Linked DNA regions of Homo sapiens: region 1 is linked to region 2. A link is an interaction called in ENCODE POLR2A ChIA-PET data of the cell type or tissue named here. Cell type or tissue: MCF 10A. All regions are shown on one strand. Links, peaks and the distances in the headings refer to the core of each region. The heading gives the core; the rest is flanking DNA.

What was found. ChIA-PET counts read pairs that join two places held together with the same protein. Peaks named below come from ENCODE experiments on the same cell type or tissue, not always from the same donor. Only the 100,000 strongest peaks of a DNase experiment are listed, where the experiment ranks them.
Region 1: POLR2A ChIA-PET joins it to region 2 with 6 read pairs; 5 of 35 experiments call an interaction of 5 or more read pairs at or near these places.

Annotation. Positions count from the first base shown.
Region 1 is chr7:158,709,420-158,712,329 of GRCh38, reverse strand. No RefSeq gene overlaps it. Among named protein-coding and RNA genes, the nearest start is that of NCAPG2, 6.1 kb to the right of the region's middle. In MCF 10A, for the core only: no CTCF peak of the experiment used is centred there; a DNase peak (open chromatin) is centred at 1,379.
Region 2 is chr7:158,799,437-158,802,346 of GRCh38, reverse strand. All of the region lies in intron 1 of ESYT2 (extended synaptotagmin 2), which reads left to right. Among named protein-coding and RNA genes, the nearest start is that of ESYT2, 29 kb to the left of the region's middle. RefSeq lists enhancers at 791-1,291, 1,292-1,792. In MCF 10A, for the core only: no CTCF peak of the experiment used is centred there; no DNase peak of the experiment used is centred there.

The sequences.
Region 1 (2,910 bases), core at 118-2,617, 90 kb after region 2:
TAGGGCTAGGTTTTTTGGTTTTAAGAACTCGGCGATTTTAAGTTGTGTTCAGGATTGACAGTGAGTGTTCTCGAGTCTGTTTAGATACCACGACCCTTAGGAAGCCTTTATAACATCTTTCTGCCCTGTGGCACCACCCAGGACTCTGGCTCACGTTGTCCCTGAGGCCAGACCCATGGATATGGGCTTGACTGTGCCTGGTGCCACCAGCACTGCATCCCCTTCCCCTCAGCTCACCAGATCCGAATCCCCACCTTGGCTCCTCTCTATTCATACTCTTGCTGGTAAATTTTTATTTATTTATTTTTAGTAAATTAATTTCTTTTTGAGATGGAGTTTTGCTCCGTTGCCCAGGCTGGAGTGTGATGGCGTGATCTCGGCTCACTGCAACCTCTGCCTCCCAGGTTCAAGTGATTCTCCCGCCTCAGCCTCCCGAGTAGCTGGGATTACAGGTGCCCACCACCACACCCAGCTAATTTTTGTATTTTAGTAGAGACAGTGTTTTGCCATGTTGGCCAGGCTGGTCTCGAACTGCTGACCTCAGGTGATCCACCCACAGGCCTGAGCCACCATGACCAGTCATAAATTTTTTTTTGAGAGGGAGTCTCGCACTGTCGCCCAGGCTGGAGTGCAGTGGTGCGATCTCGGCTCACTGCAACCTCCGCCTCCCGGGTTCATGCCATTCTCCTGCCTCAGCCTCCTGAGTAGCTGGGACTACAGCCTCCCGCCACCACGCCTGGCTAATTTTTTTGTATTTTTAGTAGAGACGGGGTTTTGCCAGGATGGTCTCGATCTCCTGACCTCGTAATCCGCCTGCCTCAGCCTCCCAAAGTGCTGGGTTTACAGGCATGAGCCACCGCGCCCGGCCGTGAATTTTTTTTTTTTTTTTTTTTTTTTTGAGACGGAGTCTTGCTCTGTCGCCCAGGCTGGAGTGCATTGGCGCAATCTCGGCTCACTGCAAGCTCCGCCTCCCGGGTTCACGCCATTCTCCTGCCTCAGCCTCCCGAGTAGCTGGGACTACAGGTGCCCGCCACCACACCCGGCTAATTTTTTTGTATTTTTAGTAGAGACGGGGTTTCACCATGTTAGCCAGGATGGTCTCGATCTCCTGACCTCGTAATCCGCCTGCCTCAGCCTCCCAAAGTGCTGGGTTTACAGGCATGAGCCACCGCGCCCAGCCGTGAATTTTTAATAACAGCTTTATTGAGATACAGTTTTATACCATAAAATTTACCCTTTTAAGCATACAACTGTGTGGCCTTAGTAAACCCACAAGGTTGTGCAACCATCACCACTATCTAATTTTAGATAATTTTCGTCACCCCAAAACCACAGCCATTAGTAGTCACTCCCCACGCCCTCTCCTCAGTCTCTGGCAACACCTAATCTGCTTCCTGCCTCTGTGGATTTTACAGTCATGTGGACCTTCCATATAAATGGAGTCCTACAATCCGTGACCTCCGTGTCTGGCTTCTCTCACTGAGCATGATGTTTCAAGGGTCATCTGCACTGTAGGGGTGTCAGAGCCTCATTCCTTCTACAGCTGAGTCATATTCTATTGTGGGAAAAGACCACACTGTGTTTCTCCATTTGTCTGTTGATGGACACTTGGGTTGTGTCCACTTTCTCAGTCATGCTATGAGCTTTAAGAGGACAGTGATTGTCCCGCGTTAACGCCTGGCTTGGGCAGGTGCTGAGGAGCCACTCATCGCGCAGTCCGATTCTCAGCTGTTTCAGGTTCAGCCTGGAGCAGGAACCTCAGCTTTATTGATTTTATACTCGAGTCATTCACGTTTCCTCTTTTTACATGTTTTCTGAGATCAGTTTCTTCTAACCTGTGCATTAGGATCACTTGGGGAGGTTAAAAAATATGAATGCAGGCCGGGTGTGGTGGCTCACGCCTGTAATCCGAGCACTTTGGGAGGCCGAGGCGGGAGGATCACGAGGTCAGGAGATCAAGACCATCCTGGCTAACACAGTGAAAACCCGTCTCTACTAAAAATACAAAAAAATTAGCCGGGTGTGATGGCGGGCGCCTGTAGTCCCAGCTACTCAGGAGGCTGAGATGGGAGAATGGCGTGAACCTGGGAGGTGGAGCTTGCAGTGAGCCGAGATTGCGCCATTGCACTCCAGCCTGGGCGACAGTGTGAGACTCTGTCTAAAAAAAAAGAATGCCCAGGGAATCCCCGGTTGAATTGATCGATTTGATTGAGTTGGCCAGGAAGCCTAGCCTTTAGTATTTTTAAAGCAGCTGAAGTAGTTTTCATGGGCAGCCATGGTTGAAAACGTTTGCCCTCGATGGTTTATCTTGTTCTCCTTTGAGTAACCACTAAGGAGATACCCCTGAGCTCACCTCCCGTGCCTGAGCTCCGCATCCCTGGACCCATGCTGCGACGTCCCCGAGGACCCCAGGGGGATTGGGGGGGGGGCTGCTCACTTTCCTCTTCACTTTTGCCCCTGCAGTCTTCCCTAGGTCACAGCTGCAGGTTGTGTATGAAAATTCCTTTATCGAAAGGCCGGGGATCATGTTAAAGAGGAATTCAACCTAAGAGGGGGAAGAAAACCACTTGCACTGAACAGGAGCTCCCCAGAAGTCCAGAGGGCCCTGCAGAGCCTGGCTCGCCCCACCATTCCCCTCCCCTCACTGTCGGGGACACCAGGTGATGGTATCTGTCTCAGCACCCCCAGTTGTCACCCTCCACCCCTTCCCAAGCTCTCCCTAAGTGTGGCTGTGCCTCCTGGGTTCAAGCGATTCTCCTGCCTCAGCCTCCCGAGTAGCTGGGATTACAGGCGCACGCCACCATGCCTGGGTAATTTTTGTATTTTTAGTAGAGACGGGGTTTCACCATGTTGGTCAGGCTGGTCTCAAACTCCAGACCTCAGGTGATCTGCCCACCTTGGCCTCTCAAA
Region 2 (2,910 bases), core at 295-2,794:
CCACTGCACTCCAGCCTGAGTGACGGAGTTAGACTCCATCTCAAAAAAAAAAATGCTTATATCGTGCATAGGACATGGAATTTATGAACAATAAAATCCTGTGCAAGTTCTGATTGTTAATACTGGTCTTCAAGGGGAATGTTGTTTGAAGAAAGACATTCCTTTTACTTAATTTTTGTTTTAAATGTTAGCTGTCAATTTTTTTATGTTTGGATATAGGAAGAATATGATTTAATTGGCAAGAAAATTTTGACCAGTTATGTCAATTCCATCCTGTATACTTCAGCAGGGCATAGCAGGAAGGACTCTGGAGTCCTTTGGGTCTGGATCTCTTTATTCTACCTGTTCCCCCGAGGCGTTTTGTTTTCTGTTAGATGGAGCCACTAATTGTTCAAAGGTTCTGGTGAGGATTAAACAAAATATTGTATGTAGAGTTCCTGGAGCACAGTTAAATGTTCTGTCTTTGTATATTTGGTTTAATTTTTCTAAACAAAACAACTTTGGTAATAGCAGCGTATTAGAATCTAAAATACGCCTTTGTTCTTTTAAAAGATAACATTAAAGAGATTTTTGCGGGTGGTGTCAACTCAAATATAATAGAAACGTGAATAATCGTACAATGATTATTTCTAGTTCATACAGATAATATAAATATTGAAATTTGTTTTATAATTAGAACTTAAGAGAGATTTGAGTCTTTAAGTTGAAAGATAAGATTTAAAACCGAATCTGTGTTCCTGTGTTCCTGTGTGATTGAGGACTGTGTTTTCTGTGATCCCTGTGTGTCCCAGTCTTTCTCTGTGATGTTTTTGCTACTTTAGATTCTGTTTTATGCAAAATAAGCAAATGTTTATGAATATGTATTAGCGAGAAGCAGATTTTTGACTTAGTGAACAGAATTTAAAATTTCGTAACAGATTTGCTTTGTTCAAATCTGATATATTCTCTTTCTCTTTTTCTTTAGCACATTGGGATAATCACTCATAGATGAAAAACCTCAGAACTATTGAATGCCTTGGGATAACACTACTAAGAGACGGCTCGATTTTCAAAGCCACTTTGTGTAAATTCTAATACAAGCCAGTTAACCAGTAAATTCTAATACAAGCCAGTTCACTTATATTCAAAGCTTATTTGGGCAGAGGGTTTCTCTGTTCATTCCAGAATAGAATGGGGCACTACAGGCAGCTCCTCCCGTGCTCCTGTCCATCACTGCCTCACTGCAGGCTTGGGTGCCGCCGCCTCCGACGCTCCTGCCCATCACTGCCTCACTGCAGGCATGGGTGCCGCCTCCTCCCGTGCTCGTGTCCATCACTGCCTCACTGCACGTGCTTTCTGTGCCACTCGGGGGGTGCTGATGTCACCACACAGGCAAGGGTTGGCACCCATGCCTACAGTGAGGCAGTGATGGACAACATGGTGAAACCCCATCTCTACTAAAAATACAAAAATTAGCAGGGTGTGGCGGTACCCGCCTGTAATCCCAGCTTCTCGGGAGGCTGAGGCAGGAGAATCACTTGAACCTGGGAGGTGGAGGTTGTGGCGAGTCGAGATCGTGCCACTGCACTCCAGCGTCGATGACAGAGGGAGAGTCTGTCTCAAAAAAAAAAAAGAAAAGAAAAGAAAAAAGAAAAAGAAACCTATTTAAAAAAAAGTGGACTGGGCACAGTGGCTCACACTTGTAATTCCAACACAGGGGGAGGCTGAGGCAGGAGGATTGCTTGAGGCCAGATGTTCAAGACAAGCCTAGACAACATAGTGAGATCCTGTCTCTAAAAAAATTTAAAAATTAGCCAGTTGGCACATGCCTGTAGTCCCAGTCCCAGCTACTCAGGAAGCTGAGGCGGGAGGATCACTTTGGCCCAGGAGTTCCAGGCTGCAGTGAGCCGTGATTGAACTACTGCTCTCCAGCCTGAGTGACAGAGTGAGACCCTGTCTCTGGATTTAAAAAAAGAAAGAAAATATTTTCTCTGCCATTGGGGCTAAAATAAAATATCCTTGGCCGGGATCGGTGGCTCACACCTATAATCTCAGCACTTTGGGAGGCAGAGGCAGGCGGATCACGAGGTCAAGAGATCGAGACCATCCTGGCCAACATGGTGAAACCCCATCTCTACTAAAAATACAAAAATTAGCCAGGCGTGGTGGTAGGTGCCTGCAATCCCAGCTACTCAGGAGGCTGAGGTAGGAGAATCACTTGAACCCGGGAGGCGGAGGTTGCAGTGAGCCGAGATCGCGCCACTGCACTCCAGCCTGGTGACAGTGAGACTCTGTCTCAAAAAAAAAAAAAAATTAAGAGGCCACATAGTCTTAAAAATATCATACGCATATGCAAATGTGTATAGAAACATGTCTAATGTAAGTTATACATGCTTATAAACGCATAGAAAAGAGGTTTGCAAGAATATGTTGGCCAGGCTGGTCTTGAACTGCTGGCTTTAAGTAATCCTCAGCCTCCCAAAGTGTTGGGGTTACAGGCATGAGCCACCATGCCTGGCCCTAAATAGGTTTCTTTTCTCCTGTACAAACCCTTCTCCAGTATCCAGGCCCTACCTGGAGAATTGTAAGAGGGATCCCTATCTGGGTGAAGGTGGGAGATGATGGTATGGAGAGGAGCCATGTAAGGAAAGGTGTCTCTTAGCTGGTTTGGGCCAAAAGAGAAAAGCAAAAGGGAAGAGTGAATTTTATTTTAGTTTATATTTTGTTACTTTATTTTATGGAGTCTCATTATGTTGTCCAGACTAGGGTGCAGCACTAATCACAGGCATGGTTGTAGCACATTGCAGACAAGCTCCTGGGCTCAAGGGATCCTCCTACCTCAGCCTCCTGAGTACCTGGGACTTGCAGGTTTGGGCCACCACGGCTGGCCTGGGAAGGGTAGGGGCTCTGAGCCTAGATTGCCAGGACATG